5 separate regions of the Homo sapiens genome follow, and all the other regions are linked to region 1. A link is a contact called in ENCODE Hi-C or POLR2A ChIA-PET data. All regions are on one chromosome and are shown on one strand. Each heading gives the region's core, a stretch centred on a gene start or an enhancer-like site at or near the end of the contact. The rest is flanking DNA. Distances are from core to core; before and after follow the strand shown. Region 1 holds the start of P4HB (prolyl 4-hydroxylase subunit beta). Region 2 holds the start of CD7 (CD7 molecule). Region 3 holds the start of CSNK1D (casein kinase 1 delta). Region 4 holds the start of SLC16A3 (solute carrier family 16 member 3). Region 5 holds the start of CCDC57 (coiled-coil domain containing 57).

Region 1 (2,926 bases), core at 179-2,678:
TTCAAGCGATTCTCTTGCCTCAGCCTCCCGAGTAGCTGGGATTACAGGCGCGCGCCACCAGGCCCTGTTAATTTTTGTATTTTTAGTAGAGACGGGAGGTGAGGGGGTTTCACCATGTTGATCAGGCTGGTCTCGAACTCCTGACCTCGTGATCCGCCCGCCTCGGCCTTCCAAAGTGCTGGGATTACAGGCGTGAGCCACCGCACTCGGCCCCGCACACTCAGTCTTAGAAGTTTGATGTGCATTGCGCACTCACAGCCCGTCTCAGGTGGACTGGCCATATTTCAAGTGCTCAGGAGCCTCGGTGGCGGGTCGAGTCGGGAGGCAAACCCAGCTGCTGCCTTCGGAGTGAAGCAGCGCCCAGGGTATTTCCACAGCTGTGTAACAGCTGCGAGGTCTCCTGAGCCGACCAGAGCATCTGAGAAGCACCAGAGAAGGGGCAGCGTCACAGGATTTGGCAACCCGTGGGAAAGGAAGGAAGAGATCGCACAGGGCAAAGGGCCGCTCCCTGAAGGCCTTAGCGGGGAGTACCTTTCCTGCGGCCGCTCCACGCATGAGCAGCGTCTTCCTGGGGCCTGGGAGCCGGCAGGTCCCCGGGGCCCAGGTCCCGCCCCTCCCGCCCGTCTCTCCAGCCCCATTCTCCTAACCACCCGCCCTGTGCTCGTATCCCCTCCGAGGCTTCCTCGCACTGTGCGCACGATTCCCATGCCCAGGCCCTGCCGCCATGCCTCGGTGAGTGTCTCGCGTGACCTCGCGGAGCGCGTCGGACCGGGCCGGCTATCCCACACCGAGCCCACCGCCGACCCTAGGCGGCCAACCCCACCTTCCACGGCCGCCGCCGCACGCTTGACACGCGCGCCGGAAATTGCGTCACCCCAACTTCCGGTCCGGGGGCCGGGGGGCGTGCCAGTTGGGTACGCGGTCCAGTCAGAATGCAACACGAGGGGTTTCGGAAGCGCAGCCGCAGCTCCGCCCCTAAACTGGGAACTCCTCCCCACTGCCACGTTCGACGAAGGAACGCGCAGAGTGCGCGCATCCCTTGGCCAATCAGGAGGCGCAGAGTCCGTGCTACCGAAAGGGGCAGCCATTCCAGACCCGTGGAAGGTGCAGGCGAAAGCCACCAATTAGAAGCCAAGGCAGAAAAAGTTCTTGTCGGGAGCCAATGAGAGGCTAAGAAAGACAGCGAGCGCGAGGTCCTCGGCCAATCCCGAACGAAGGCCAGGGAGCACTCAGGAGCGTTTCCGAATCCGGGGCCAGGCCTGGTGTGAGTGTCCAATCCGAGAGCGGCAAAGACGAGCCTCGAAGTCCGCCGGCCAATCGAAGGCGGGCCCCAGCGGCGCGTGCGCGCCGCGGCCAGCGCGCGCGGGCGGGGGGGCAGGCGCGCCCCGGACCCAGGATTTATAAAGGCGAGGCCGGGACCGGCGCGCGCTCTCGTCGCCCCCGCTGTCCCGGCGGCGCCAACCGAAGCGCCCCGCCTGATCCGTGTCCGACATGCTGCGCCGCGCTCTGCTGTGCCTGGCCGTGGCCGCCCTGGTGCGCGCCGACGCCCCCGAGGAGGAGGACCACGTCCTGGTGCTGCGGAAAAGCAACTTCGCGGAGGCGCTGGCGGCCCACAAGTACCTGCTGGTGGAGTTCTGTGAGCGCCGGGCCTGGCGGGCGGGCGGGGCTCGGGGCCGCTGAGCCAGGCTCTTGGGACGCAGGCACGGCCCGGCAGCCCCCGGGGTCGGGACCCCCGGCGCGCCCGGAACTGAAGGGCTCCCTTGCTGCCCGCCTTGGGGGCCATGTCAGGGGCTCCCTGGGGGTGAGAGCCGGGCTGGGAGCCGGGGGGCCGTCCCGATGCCCGCCCTGCGCACGGCAGGATCTTCCTGTTAGTGCGAGAAGAACAGGATCGACCTGTGTGAGCAAACAGAGCAAGCCAGTGTCCAGCCTTGCCGAGTCCTCCCCGGGGGCCGACCCGGAAGGCGCCCCGCTCCTGCCCACCCCACCTTCAGCTTGCCACAGCAGTCCTTCCGATGGTGTCTCAGAGGAGAATCCCAAGCCTTCCTCACGTCCATAAGGATTTGAGCTCTGTCCCTGGGGTGGGAACCTTGTGCCTGACACAGCTGCTAACTCTATTGACAGATCGTCTTATTCTCACCCTAAGCAACTCAGGGTCTGTGTGCACGGATGTGCATCTCATACTCACAGCTAGTGCTGGTACAGGCCGCCACGGTCACTTCTTCACTTTTGTCTGTAGTCTTAAAGGGAAAGTCTAGGGGAGATCCTTGCCTTAGTTGCCTGTGGGGAATAAGAAGTCAGCAACCATTGAAAGGTTTGTCTGGCTGTGCTGATGGTGACATAGCAGAGTGGGGGCTGGTGTTGGTTGGTGGTAGTTTGTCGTTCACGGCCTCTGTCCTGATATTGCCCAAGAACACCAGGCTATCAGCTCAGCCTTGTGCGTTAGGAGGGGTTATCTTGGTGAGTAGATAAGGTTTTTATGAAGGGAAATGCCAGAGGAAAAAGGGAAGCACTGCTGAGGGATCAAGGCTGCTTTAGGGATCAAGGCTGCTTTCTAGCATCTCATTTCCGCTTCCAGATGCCCCTTGGTGTGGCCACTGCAAGGCTCTGGCCCCTGAGTATGCCAAAGCCGCTGGGAAGCTGAAGGCAGAAGGTTCCGAGATCAGGTTGGCCAAGGTGGACGCCACGGAGGAGTCTGACCTGGCCCAGCAGTACGGCGTGCGCGGCTATCCCACCATCAAGTTCTTCAGGAATGGAGACACGGCTTCCCCCAAGGAATATACAGGTGTGGCTGTGGCACTGCCCTTGAACTGTCTTTAGAGAGGGACTGGCCTGCCGACTTGGAAGGGCAGGGGCAGCTGTCTGAGCGGTGGGGAGGCCGGGTTCCAGAGGCTTGGAGGGATCCCGTTCCTCAGGCCGGGTTCTCTGT
Region 2 (2,926 bases), core at 147-2,646, 460 kb before region 1:
GTCTCTGCACAAAGTGTCCACACACACCCGTCTCTGCACATGCGTGTCCACACACACCCGTCTCTGCACACACGCGTGTCCACACACATCCGTCTCTGCACACACGCGTGGAGTCATGCGCACCCATCTGCACACACACGTGTTCACACGCACCCGTCTCTGCACATGCGTGTCCACACACACCCGTCTCTGCACACACGCGTGTCCACACGCACCCGTCTCTGCACACACGCATGGAGTCAAGTGCACCCGTCTCTGCACACACGTGTCCACACACACCCGTCTCTGCACACGCACATCCACACGCACACGTCTCTGCACACGCACGTGTCCACACGCACCCATCTCTGCACATGCGTGTCCACACACACCCGTCTCTGCACACACGTGTCCACACGCACCCGTCTCTGCACACACGCATGGAGTCACACGCACCCGTCTCTGCACACACAAGTGTCCACACACAGCCGTCTCTGTACACGCACGTCCACACGCACACGTCTCTGCACACACACGTCCACACGCACCCGCCTCTGCACACGCACGTGTCCACACGCATCCGTCTCTGCACACACACGTGTCCACACGCACCCGTCTCTGCACACACACGTGTCCACACGCACCCGTCTCTGCACACACATGTCCATACGCACCCGTCTCTGCACACACACGTGTCCACACACTCCTGCTCATGTGCTGCACCTACTGGCTTTGGGCACCAACGTCAACGCTTCGTCATTGTGGCGGGAGGCCCTCAGGACAGAGAAGTGCCCCCTCCCAGAGGACTCAGTCACCCTGGGGTCAGAGCCCAGGCACAGGTCTCCCTCAGCCCCTGAAGCTGGGCACTGCGGCCTGACGCACTCCTCCCAGGGAGGTCGGGAAACCTCAGGCCTGGACCATACCTCAGACCTCCCGCCTCCAGGACATGGAACGCAGAGCCACGGTCAGCTGGTCGGCTGCAGCGTTGGGTGCGGGTGCAGGCCCAGGCTCCTTCCCCACGGCCAAACCAGGGGGTGCCAATTCTGGCCTGCCCTGTGCTCCTCTGCACTGTGTGGGTGACTCATGGGTCATGGGTGGCTCCAGATTTCTGGGCATAAATTGGGTCCCAGCAGAAAGTACCCCAGAGGACCAGGCAGGCTGGGGGCCAGCTCTGCCGCTCACTTCCAGACCCTGCCACCCGTCCCCAGCCAGGGAGTCCCTTCTCTGTCCTCTGGTCTGCCCCGCCCCAGGCCTTGACCTCCTCCCTGTGGAGATGCAGGGGCAGTGGGGGATACAGGGACGCCCTGCTCTCAGGGCAGCTCTCAGGGAGGCAGTGCTGGGGAGGGGTAGGTGAGACCGCCCCTCCCACCGGGCCCACAGCACCACCCTGGTCTGAGGCACCGCCTCCAGGAAGCCCTCTCTGAGCTCTGAGCGCCTGCGGTCTCCTGTGTGCTGCTCTCTGTGGGGTCCTGTAGACCCAGAGAGGCTCAGCTGCACTCGCCCGGCTGGGAGAGCTGGGTGTGGGGAACATGGCCGGGCCTCCGAGGCTCCTGCTGCTGCCCCTGCTTCTGGCGCTGGCTCGCGGCCTGCCTGGGGCCCTGGCTGCCCAAGGTAAGAGCTTCCCAGGCTCTCCATGGCCACAGCTCCAGAGCTCTCCCTGCCCCATGAGCTCAGAGCCCCCAGTCTGAGCCACAGCACAGCCCCCAGGAAGCGGGTGGGGTGCTGAGCGGCCTCCAGTGTCTGAGGACTCATTTAAGAGAAGGAAAAAGGGTGGACCCCGGTGGGGAGTGGCCGGGGCTGTCCAGGCAGGGCCGCTGCTTTGGGAGGAAGAAGCCCACAGTCTCGGAACACGAGGACAGCACCTCCCCCAACACCACAGCCGGTGCCCAGATCTGCTCCATGCCCCGTAAGGCACCGTGTCTTTGGCGACATGTCAGCCCTGGGCTGTCTCAGGGCCCCACCATCCCCACCACTGTCCCCTGCAGGGAGGACATTCTCTGTCCTTCTGGCCAGACTGATGGTGACAGCCCAGGTCCTCCCCAGAGGTGCAGCAGTCTCCCCACTGCACGACTGTCCCCGTGGGAGCCTCCGTCAACATCACCTGCTCCACCAGCGGGGGCCTGCGTGGGATCTACCTGAGGCAGCTCGGGCCACAGCCCCAAGACATCATTTACTACGAGGACGGGGTGGTGCCCACTACGGACAGACGGTTCCGGGGCCGCATCGACTTCTCAGGGTCCCAGGACAACCTGACTATCACCATGCACCGCCTGCAGCTGTCGGACACTGGCACCTACACCTGCCAGGCCATCACGGAGGTCAATGTCTACGGCTCCGGCACCCTGGTCCTGGTGACAGGTAGGGAATGTGCCCATCCCAGACCCCCCTCCCAACCCCAGCTGCTGGCCAGGCTCTGCTCCCCCAGCCCTTGTCGTGGGACCCTCCCTCCTACATGTGCCTGAACTGTTCCAGCTCCCAGCCCACTGCCCCCAGCAGCCTCCTAGATAGCTGCCCCTCCTCCCCTCCACAGCCTTTCCCTGCCCCGAATCCCAAACCCCGGGGGCTCTAACAGGTTCTCCACCGGGAGAATCCCTTCCTTCTTTTTTCCTTCTCAGAGGAACAGTCCCAAGGATGGCACAGATGCTCGGACGCCCCACCAAGGGCCTCTGCCCTCCCTGCCCCACCGACAGGCTCCGCCCTCCCTGACCCGCAGACAGCCTCTGCCCTCCCTGACCCGCCAGCAGCCTCTGCCCTCCCTGCGGCCCTGGCGGTGATCTCCTTCCTCCTCGGGCTGGGCCTGGGGGTGGCGTGTGTGCTGGCGAGGACACAGGTCAGTGTGAGCCCCAGCTGCCACCTGCACCCCAAAGATTGTTCCCTCTCCTGAGAGCAGCGTGGGGGGCGCCAAAGCCCCAGAGGAAAACCCTGGTACCCGCCGCCTCCTCTGCAG
Region 3 (2,926 bases), core at 274-2,773, 410 kb before region 1:
GGAGCCACAGCAATCAGCCTGCCTCACCTTGCCCAGCCCGCATGTTCCCAGGGCTCCTGCCATCCCCACTACACCACAGCCCAGTCCGTGTGCACGGGTTATAGAGTCAAGACACAAACACACAAAAGCCAGGCAGACGGGCACAGTACCTGCCGCAGCTGCATGAAGCTTGGGGCACTATGGGTGAGAAGAGCTAGAAATGTTGGGGCCATCAGAGCCCAGGAGGACCAGCCGAGGGAGGAGCAGCTGACAGGTGGGCAGGTGCCCCTAGTCAGGGACAGCAGGACTCCCCAGGAAGAAGGATCACAGCCACCCGTGGGAGAGCTGGACTCTGTTCATCAACAGAAAAGCCGTGAGCGATTCCGCCAACAAGGTCAGTTTTACTAGTCTGGCAGCCCCCCACCCCCGGCTTCTGTAACTCAGAAACTGGGCAGTTCCGACTGCCCATCCCTCATTAGTGACTGATGGTGGTCTGGCCGGCGGCATCTCCTGTCTCCAGGCCCTGCTATGTAATTTCGGGAATGGACGCCCGTCTCCCCGACCTGACCTCCAGCTGTTTGGAGCTGAGGGGTGGAGAGGAAAGACTGGGGGGTGGAGAAAGGCGAGCACCACTGTGGGGCCTGTGGGGGCTGCTTTCCTCTTCTGCAGTGACCTGGACGGGCTGAGGCTGCTGTCTCACTCACACGGCGGTGCCCACACCACAGCCCTGGTATGCTAATGCGTCAAAACACACCTTCACCTGTTTCACATTCTTGAGTTTCAGCGAGGATGCGACAGGTCTCGAGACACATGGACGTGGGACCATGGGGACGGGTTCTTCAAGGTCCCCATGCACCTGCAGCCTGGGGGGGCTTGTCTGAAGGGCTTTCTTCCCAGTGATGGGAATCAAAGGCCCCGATCTTTGAAGCTGGCCATCAGCCTGAACGTCCACTCCTTGTTTCCTTTGCAAGGAGGAACATTCAGATCCAACACAGATAAGAATGTTGACTCCGTCTCCAGGCCGCAGGGACTGGAGGGAGGCAGGTGGTCTGGCCTCATTTTGTGAAAGGTGGTGGCTTTGTCCTCAATCTTCAGGCTGGACATCAGGACCTCCCAGGGCGCGGGCCTGCTCTGTCTCTGGCCTTAGGTGTCAGGAGGTAAGGCCGCAGACGCTGACGTACTGGGATGCCCCAAGCCCGGGAACTGGCAGCCCAGTGAGGGGGTCTCACCTGTGTCCCCTGAGCCTGGCCTGTCACTCTGTCCACGCCTCAGCTACCTGTCCCCTCCTGCAAAGGGCACCGCCTGTCGCGAGGAACTCACCTGGCTTCCTCGACATCTCGGGGGACACACGAAAAGCCCCCGCGAGAGCAGCAGGAGCCTGCACGTGGAAGGGGCTGGCGGCCCGAGGTCCCGGGGTAACAGGAGGGCAGAGGGGCTGGGCACGGCGCAGGGTCGGGAGGAGGCCTGGAGCGCTCGCCCCGCCCGGCCCCGCCCCTGGAGCGCCGCGGCCCCGCCCCGCCGGGTTGCTAGGGGAAGTGACGTCACAGCGCGATGGCGGCGGCTCCTTTAGGCAGCTGAAAGGGGATTTAGGCCCGGAAGATCCGAGTCCATCCGCGGCGGGGAGAGGGCAAGCGGGACCGGTAGGGGCCGGAGCAGCGGCGGCGGCGCTCGGACTGTCCCATCCGCCCCGTATTGAGGCGCTGGGAGCGGCGGGGCGACAGGAAAGCGATGGTGAAAGCGGGGCCGTGAGGGGGGCGGAGCCGGGAGCCGGACCCGCAGTAGCGGCAGCAGCGGCGCCGCCTCCCAGAGTTCAGACCCAGGAAGCGGCCGGGAGGGCAGGAGCGAATCGGGCCGCCGCCGCCATGGAGCTGAGAGTCGGGAACAGGTACCGGCTGGGCCGGAAGATCGGCAGCGGCTCCTTCGGAGACATCTATCTCGGTGAGGCCCCGCCGCCCCCGCCCGCCGCCCGAAGACCCGGGCCCTGCGGCTGCCAAGACCAAGCGCGATCGCGGAAGGAAGTGGTGGCCCCCGCGGGGTCTCCGCGCAAGTCCCGGCACCGCCGGATCGTGGCCAGAACCCAACGGCCACTAGGCTAGCGCGGCCAGGGGTGGGGAGGGCAGTGGGGAGCGGACGTGGGGGAGGGGCAGGACCAGGTCGGGGGAGCAGGGTCTGGAGAGGGGAGGGTTGGGGAAGGAGGGGATAGGGGAGCTGACCCGGGGTGGGGCATGGTCTCTGGGGAGCCGACCTGGGTAGGGGCAGGGTCGTGGGGAGCGGACTCGGGAAGGGCTGGGTGGGGCGTGGGGAGGCGGGCCTGGGGGAGGGGCAGGGCGGGGGTGGGGGCAGCGGGCCGTGGGAGGGGAGGGGGTAGGGCTGGGGCCGCGAAGCGGGCGTCGGCTTCCTCTACGCCTAAGGTCACCGCAGTAAACAAAGGCCACGCTCTTTCTTCCGCAGCCCGGTCCGGGGCTGTCTGGCTGCCCCCTCAGAGGCTGCCCCGGTGTCTTGCATTCGTGGGGGAAAATGTCAGAAAGACCCAAATGCCGTGTGGAGCGGGGGAGTGGCCCGGCTAGGAGTGGGGCTTGCCCTCCCGCTGGGGGTTCTCTCTGAACGGTTCCCCTTGGCCTTGGAGCGGTGACTGAGTGCAAATGAGCAAGGGTTAAGTTTAGGTGAATGTAGAGAAAGTCACACAGGATTAAGATGCTGGCAAGATGAGAGGCAGATGAGGTAGTTGTACTCATGAGGTGTCCTTTAGACTGTAACAGTCTCAAGGTAGATTTCAAAAACAATGGGATTAGAAGGTTTTGGGTTGTGTCATATTTACAATGGAAAAATATGCACGTGAACACAAGTGTGATGAAAGGTTGGCTTAAATCTTCAAGTTTGTAATTTTTTTTTTTTTCCTGAGACGGAGTTTCGCTCTTGTTGCCCAGGTTGGAGTGCAATGGCGTGA
Region 4 (2,926 bases), core at 123-2,622, 370 kb before region 1:
GGTCACATGGGGTCGTTACCAAGCCTGCCTTGAGACCAGGCCTCCAGGTGCCCACCCCAGACTCTGTCCACACCATGGGGCCCTGGGGGACAGACGCTGCACGTGCCACGGCAGAGCCCCCATGCACTCAAAGCCTCTCTGGGGGCAGACACCCCCCCACGGCCTCCTAGCACCTCCTCAGTTCCTTCCCTCCATGAGGGAGTCGAGCCCAGCCGCCTCCACACCACGCTGGCGGAATAGACCCTCCTTCAGCAGGGTCAGGCCAGCACCCACCTGACTTCCAGGCCTGTGCAGTGAAGCTGGGACCTTGGACTCCCCGGCCCCAACAGACACAAGACCTCCCACCCTTGTGCTCAGCATGGACAAGCCCCTGGGCCTTGGGGTGGGCCAACTGCCATTTCCCGCCCAGCAGGCCTGACTCTGGCCATCACCAGGAGAGGGACCCTTTCAGCCCATGCCTCTGGGACAGAGAGGAGGACAGCCGCCCCTCGGCTCCCCCCATCGTCCCTCACCGACTCCAGCCACCCCTGGAGGCCCCGGCCAGAGCTAAGGGCTTCCCTTCCACTCTGCGGCTCCTGTCTCTTGACTGGCCCAACACCCAGGGAGGCTCCTGACCAACCCACTTTTCGTATAGGGAAACTGAGGCGTGGGTTAGGAAGTGGGAGGCTACCAAAGGCTGCGCCTGGTTTTCCCACGAGCTGGGGGCCAGGGGTGGAGGTAGGGCGAACCCAGGGAGCCCAGCCTGGCTCTGGAGAGGGTCCCCCACTTCCCTGCACGGTCTCGGGCTGTTAGTCATTGCCCAAGGGCGGGTGTGGGTCGGGGAGTGTTCAGGGTGTTGCGAACAGGGGAAAGCGCCACGGCCCGAGCGCAAGTGCTCCCCACTCCCTCGGGGAGGCCACCCATACAGGGAGGGCTGCAGCAGCCCCACCAAATATAGCCCGCGCCCCCCGCCACCGCGGACCGAGCTATTTATACCCGGACCGGGCTTGGCCGCCGGCGCAGCCATCTCCTGGCCCGAGCCCAGCCCCTGAGGGCAGCCCGACGGGTGGGCGCCGGGCCGGACCGGGGGAGACGAGACTGGGCAGCCAGGTATGCGAGGGCGCGGAGGGGCGCGGCTGGCTCTCGGGAGCCCTCGGTGGGGCCCGCTCGGGGTCGAGAAGGCTAGTCCATGCCCCGGGCGCCCCCGGACCTGATGGACAAAGTGGGCGGGGTGGGGGTGAGAGCGCGGACCCCGAGGTCGCCCCCTTGCCCGGCACGGGGGAGCTCCTGGGCCCCGGCCCGCGCGCGAGCATCGCGGCCGCGCCTACCTGCCGCCGCTGGGCCGCCTCAGCCCGCCTCTCGCCGCCTCTCGCCGCCTCTGCCCGCCTCTGCCGGTCCGCTCCGCGCCGGGGGCGACTTTAAGTGCTCGGGTCGCTGGCGCGGCACGTCCCCCGCGCACGTCACCGCCTGGCGCCGCCCCTGCGCGCCCCGCCCGGACCCCGCGCCGCCTCCGGACGGGCTCCCGGGCCGCAGCTCCCCGACGGCGCGTCCCGCAACCCCGCCGGGCCCAGGGACCCCCCCAACCGGAACCGGCCCCGTCGGCGCCCCCGGCCCGGAGCTGGCCCGCCCCCTCTGCTCCTCGGGACTGGGTCTTCCCGGCCTCGCCTCCCCCGGAGTCCAGGCTCGCTTCGCCCCTCCGCCCCGCCGTCCCTCCGTTTCCCCGCCTCGGAGCGCAGCGCGGCAGGTCCCAACGTCCTCCAGGGCAGCGACCCCTCGCCCCCCAACGCCGGGGCCCCTTTGGTGGGGAGGTGCGCGCGGGTCCCGTGGGGTTCCGGCCGCCTGGCTCAGCTCCGGGGCCCACATCCTCCCTCTCTGAGGCCACGTCCGACCTGTCCCCCTTCAGACCTCCGCTTCCTCTCCGGTCCCGGTGCGGACGGCGGCTCTTCCTGGCTAGGGGAGCGGCCCGCGGCCTGCGCTGCCTGGATGTGGGGCACGGCCTCGCCCTCCCTGAACTTCCGTTTCCCCAGGTGGCTCCGCGCCCTGCGGGGCCCTACAAAGCCACCGACTCCAGCCCTGCGCCCCTGCCCCGCCCCTCTCGCGGCCCAGAACCCGACGCGGAGGCCGGGGCGGCTCCCACCTTCGGGGAGGCGAGGGCTGCCCACCCGCTGGACCTCGTGAGGTGCTTCTCCCAGCCTGTTTTCTCTCATTTGCAACATGGAAATAACGGGCCGCTTTGGGTGCTGAGGTTTGAGGTGGCTCCAGGGAGTAAGGCCTTTGTTGGCCTGGACCAAGGAGTCTAGTTGTCAGGGCCACCCTGCCAGGGCCACAGGAATGCTTTAACTGGCCCCTCCCGGACCCGGGGGCTTCGGGGACCGAGGCACTGGTAAGCCCGTGCCTTCACACACAAAGGAGGCAGGGGGTATCAATGGAGGACCCCTCCAGAGGGCAAGGGGAGGCCACCCCTGACAGTGAGGCCGTGTGGGCCTTGGCTCTCCATCTGCAGCCCAGCCTTGCGGGACATCAGGTCCAGTAAGGCCGCCTGTTCTTTCTATGTAATGTTACAAGCCCACCCTCCCGCTGGCATTCACAGAGGCTGGGTCTGGCCCTCACCCCTACCTGGGGCCCAACCACCCCCATCCCCAAACATCAAGATGAGGGCACGTGCCTGTGAGCAGAACACAGGCCTGTGGCAAGTGGTGAGGGGGCCTCCAACTTCACAGATGAAGACTCTACTTAGTTGGCCCGTGCTGCTCCCGCCCAGGGCAGGTGGTGCTCCCGCCCAGGGCAGGTGGTGCTCCCGCCCAGGGCAGGTGGTGCTCCCGCCCAGGGCAGGTGGTGCTCCCGCCCAGGGCAGGTGGTGCTCCCATCTTCCTGCACCAGGCGATTCATCAGTTTCTGAGGAGGGAGAGCAGCAGAGGGGTGCGAGGCACCGTGGACAGCTGCGGGA
Region 5 (2,926 bases), core at 141-2,640, 350 kb before region 1:
TCAACCCCAGCACTGTCCTGTGGGTGGGGGTAGCAGGGAGCCAACAGTCCAGGCCCTACATCCTGTTCTAATAGAGTGACAAGTCTGATGAGGCTGGGGGTGCACAAGCACTGAGAAGGCAGCAGGACAGGGAGCCAAACACATGGGGTGGTGGGGGAAACCAGGGAGCTGGACACAGGGTGGGGGGGTCCTGGGAGTTGGACACATGGGCCAGGTTGGGGGTCCAGGGAGCTAGACACAGGGGGTGGGGAGGGGAGTCCAGGGGACTAGACACAGAGTGGGGGGTGGGTCCAGGGGGCTAGACACACAGTGTGGGGGGTGGGTCCAGGGAGCCGGACATACACATGGGGTGGGGAGGGGGCATCCAGGGAACCAAGTCTAGGCAGAGGCAACTGGCGCAAAGGACCTGAGGCAGAAGAGGGTTTGGTGTGTGAGGCGGGACTGAGGACTGTGGGCGAGGGAGACAGCTCTACCAGGACGCATGGTTCGGGGAGGACAGGCTGCAGGGTGCCTGGGCTGCAGGCACGGCACGGAGAGGAGTGATCCAGTGTTAACAATGTGGGTGGAGGATGACACCAGACCCCTGGCTTATTGCCCCACCAGGGGAATTCCCAGACACCAAACACCCCCTCCACTCCCACGCAGAATTGCGGGCTGAGGGTTCGGGTGAGCCAGGCTGCTCTGTCCCGGGGCCGGGCTCTGTTCATCCATCCGCAGATGGATACGGACACGTGCCTTTTTCTGAGGATGTGAATGGTTGGGAATGGCTGTGCCTGAGGATGTTGTTCCCACAGGATGGTGGGGGCGACTTCGGGCCTCGGTGGGTCCCGACCCCCCTCCTTCCCCCAGTTCCCTAATCAGGGTCTGAGCGACCGCGCGCACGGCCCCTGGGCCCCGCCGGTCTCCGAGCCCGTGGGCAGCGCCGGGAACTCGTGCCCCGGTGGCCGCAGCCGACCCTTAGGCAGGACTTCGTGGCGCCCCCGGCCCGAACAGACCCCCACGGGCAGCCTCGGCCGCCCCGTGCTCCCTTCATCTCAGGGCAAAAGCTCAAGTCAACCCTTCGGGACCGCGAGCCGGGCGGCCTCAGGAAGCGGGCGCCTGGGGACCCTCGGCCGGGCCGGGGGCGGCGAAGGTGGGGGCGCCTCGCGCGGCGGAACCCGCCGTCCCCATAGCCCGGAGCCCCGTCCGGAGTCGCCCCGCTGACCGGTGAGGAGGCCGGGCTCCCTCCTTCGATCTGCGGCGGTGGTCGGGTCGGCCGGGGCGCCCCTCGGACCCGGGCGCAGCGCGGAACCCGGCGGGGCGGGAGGGGCCGGAACCTAGCGCCAGGGACCCCGTTTCCTGTCGGCGGGACCCGAGCGCTGCACCGAGCGCAGCCGGACGCGGCCGACTGACCCGGTCGCTGTGGCAACGCGGCGGGACCTGGCCAGCGCTGCTGGCGGGCGTTAGGGTGAGGTGCGGGCGGGCGGCGTGGGAGGCGTGGGAGGCGTGGGGGGCGCCGCTCCGACCACTCTTCCTGTAGAAAACCCCAGCAGCTGCCGTCCTGTCGGACGCAGCGCTTTGGTGGGGACCTGGAGCGCGAGGTCGACCCTCAGAGCTCGGCCAGGCCCGGACCGGGGATCCCCTCGCGGAGGCTGCGGCGGGGCGGGGCGGGGGTTGCGGCCGCGTGGAGCGGGAGCGTTCCCTCGGTCTCCCGTGGGTGACCTGGGGCGGTGGGCGCTGCCGACCAGGGCCCCGCAGCCCCGGGAGAATTCCCCGGGTTCCGCCGCCGGCAAGGACGGCTCCGCGCCCAGGCAGCCTTACAGTGTCTGTGAGTTTAAAAAAAAAAAAAAAAAAAGAGAGGAAAAAAAAAGGCCGGAGGCGGTGGTTCGCGCCTGTAATCCAGCACTTTGGGAGGCAGAGGCGGGCAGATTGCTTGAGGCCCGGAGTTCGAGACCAGCCTGGCCAACATGGTGAAACCCCCTCTCTACTAAAAATACAAAAATTATTGGGCGTGGTGGTGCACGCCTGTAATCCCAGCTACTCCGGAGGCTGAAGCAGGAGAATCGCTTGAACCCGATGTTGTAACTGAGGGAGTTATAGAGAGAACGCCACACTCTGAGACTACTCAGGAGTCCTGTATTGCCAGCGACTGACAGACTGCTAGAGCTGCAAATTCCCTCGGCCCCGAAGAAGGGGCTAGATTTCTTTTGATACCTTGGTCTAAATAGAGGAGGGGAGGCTAGCTGAAGCGATTTTTTTACAGAAGCAGAATAGGCAAAAAGTTAAAAGATAAATGGTTACAGAAACAGTTACAGGAAAATAAACAGTTCCAGGTACAGGGGCTTAAATTATCACAAAGTGATAAACGCAGGGGCTTTGGGTACCATCAACCGAGCGCGTTCCCAGGAGCTGCTGGTACAGCTTGCTCCAGTTTCTTATCAGTATTTTATCAGTAAGCGCATTCCTGGATGTGCTTGGAGTCAGCTTGCCCCAGTTATGTCCTTAAGGGACGGGGACAAGGGGCTGCAAGCGAAGAAACCAAAATGGTGTCTGTCCGGCCCTCTCAGCTAAGAGAGAGTCAGTCAGGTTAAAACAAAGTAGGGTACCACACCGAGAGGCGCAGGTTGCGGAGAGCCAAGATCGCGCCATTGCACTCCAGTCTGGGAGACAAGAGCGAAACTCGGTCTCAAAAAAAAAAAAAATTATCTGTAACTTAGAAAAAGGATACAAAAGGAGCACAGATTTCCCGTGTGCCTTTTGCCCAGAGCCCCTAGAATGCTGACCTCTTAGAGAACCACAGTTCATTCAGCAACATGTAGACGCTGGCGTTCATGTTGGTATCATCCCATGATCTGGTCTCCAGTATTTATTCTTGCTTAGCAGCTACCTCATGGATGACTTTACCGTGGTCCAGGATCCAATGATGAGTCCACTATTTTATAAAATG

The links. A loop is a pair of places that touch in the nucleus more often than their neighbours do. ChIA-PET counts read pairs that join two places held with the same protein, here RNA polymerase II (POLR2A). Pooled maps may share reads with other maps.
Region 2: a loop to region 1 is called in a map of CD8-positive, alpha-beta T cell, with 5 times the contacts of the local background. The contact joins the promoter of CD7 here to the promoter of P4HB in region 1. A Hi-C loop is called at or near these places in 1 of 168 maps with a recorded cell type or tissue (CD8-positive, alpha-beta T cell). POLR2A ChIA-PET finds 5 or more read pairs at or near these places in 1 of 52 experiments (activated CD4-positive, alpha-beta T cell).
Region 3: a pooled map shows a loop between it and region 1 (7-fold over the local background). The contact joins the promoter of CSNK1D here to the promoter of P4HB in region 1. A Hi-C loop is called at or near these places in 6 of 50 pooled maps. POLR2A ChIA-PET finds 5 or more read pairs at or near these places in 2 of 52 experiments (HepG2 and WTC11).
Region 4: a pooled map shows a loop between it and region 1 (13-fold over the local background). The contact joins the promoter of SLC16A3 here to the promoter of P4HB in region 1. A Hi-C loop is called at or near these places in 1 of 37 single-sample maps with no recorded cell type and 5 of 50 pooled maps.
Region 5: a loop to region 1 is called in a pooled map, with 10 times the contacts of the local background. The contact joins the promoter of CCDC57 here to the promoter of P4HB in region 1. A Hi-C loop is called at or near these places in 1 of 37 single-sample maps with no recorded cell type and 5 of 50 pooled maps. POLR2A ChIA-PET finds 5 or more read pairs at or near these places in 1 of 52 experiments (H1).

Annotation. Positions count from the first base shown.
Region 1 is chr17:81,859,037-81,861,962 of GRCh38, reverse strand. P4HB (prolyl 4-hydroxylase subunit beta) reads left to right here and starts at 1,428. Exons shown (of 11, transcript NM_000918.4): 1 at 1,428-1,636; 2 at 2,576-2,782. The coding sequence starts at 1,492. LOC124904086 (a long non-coding RNA gene) reads right to left here and starts at 853. Exons shown (of 2, transcript XR_007065950.1): 1 at 824-853. RefSeq lists silencers at 1,308-1,527, 1,738-1,837.
Region 2 is chr17:82,316,078-82,319,003 of GRCh38, reverse strand. It overlaps CD7 (CD7 molecule), which reads left to right and starts at 1,396. Exons shown (of 4, transcript NM_006137.7): 1 at 1,396-1,590; 2 at 2,023-2,337; 3 at 2,595-2,809. The coding sequence starts at 1,509.
Region 3 is chr17:82,272,297-82,275,222 of GRCh38, reverse strand. CSNK1D (casein kinase 1 delta) reads left to right here and starts at 1,523. Exons shown (of 9, transcript NM_001893.6): 1 at 1,523-1,917. The coding sequence starts at 1,842. It overlaps LOC124904089 (a long non-coding RNA gene), which reads right to left and starts at 1,445. Exons shown (of 2, transcript XR_007065953.1): 1 at 150-1,445. RefSeq lists silencers at 1,384-1,593, 1,834-2,023, 2,074-2,123.
Region 4 is chr17:82,227,488-82,230,413 of GRCh38, reverse strand. SLC16A3 (solute carrier family 16 member 3) reads right to left here and starts at 1,372. Exons shown (of 5, transcript NM_004207.4): 1 at 1,308-1,372. RefSeq lists silencers at 907-956, 967-1,126, 1,247-1,566, 1,727-1,866, 1,917-1,996 and 1 more.
Region 5 is chr17:82,211,306-82,214,231 of GRCh38, reverse strand. CCDC57 (coiled-coil domain containing 57) reads left to right here and starts at 1,390. Exons shown (of 19, transcript NM_001394669.1): 1 at 1,390-1,447. RefSeq lists an enhancer at 37-979 and a silencer at 930-1,849.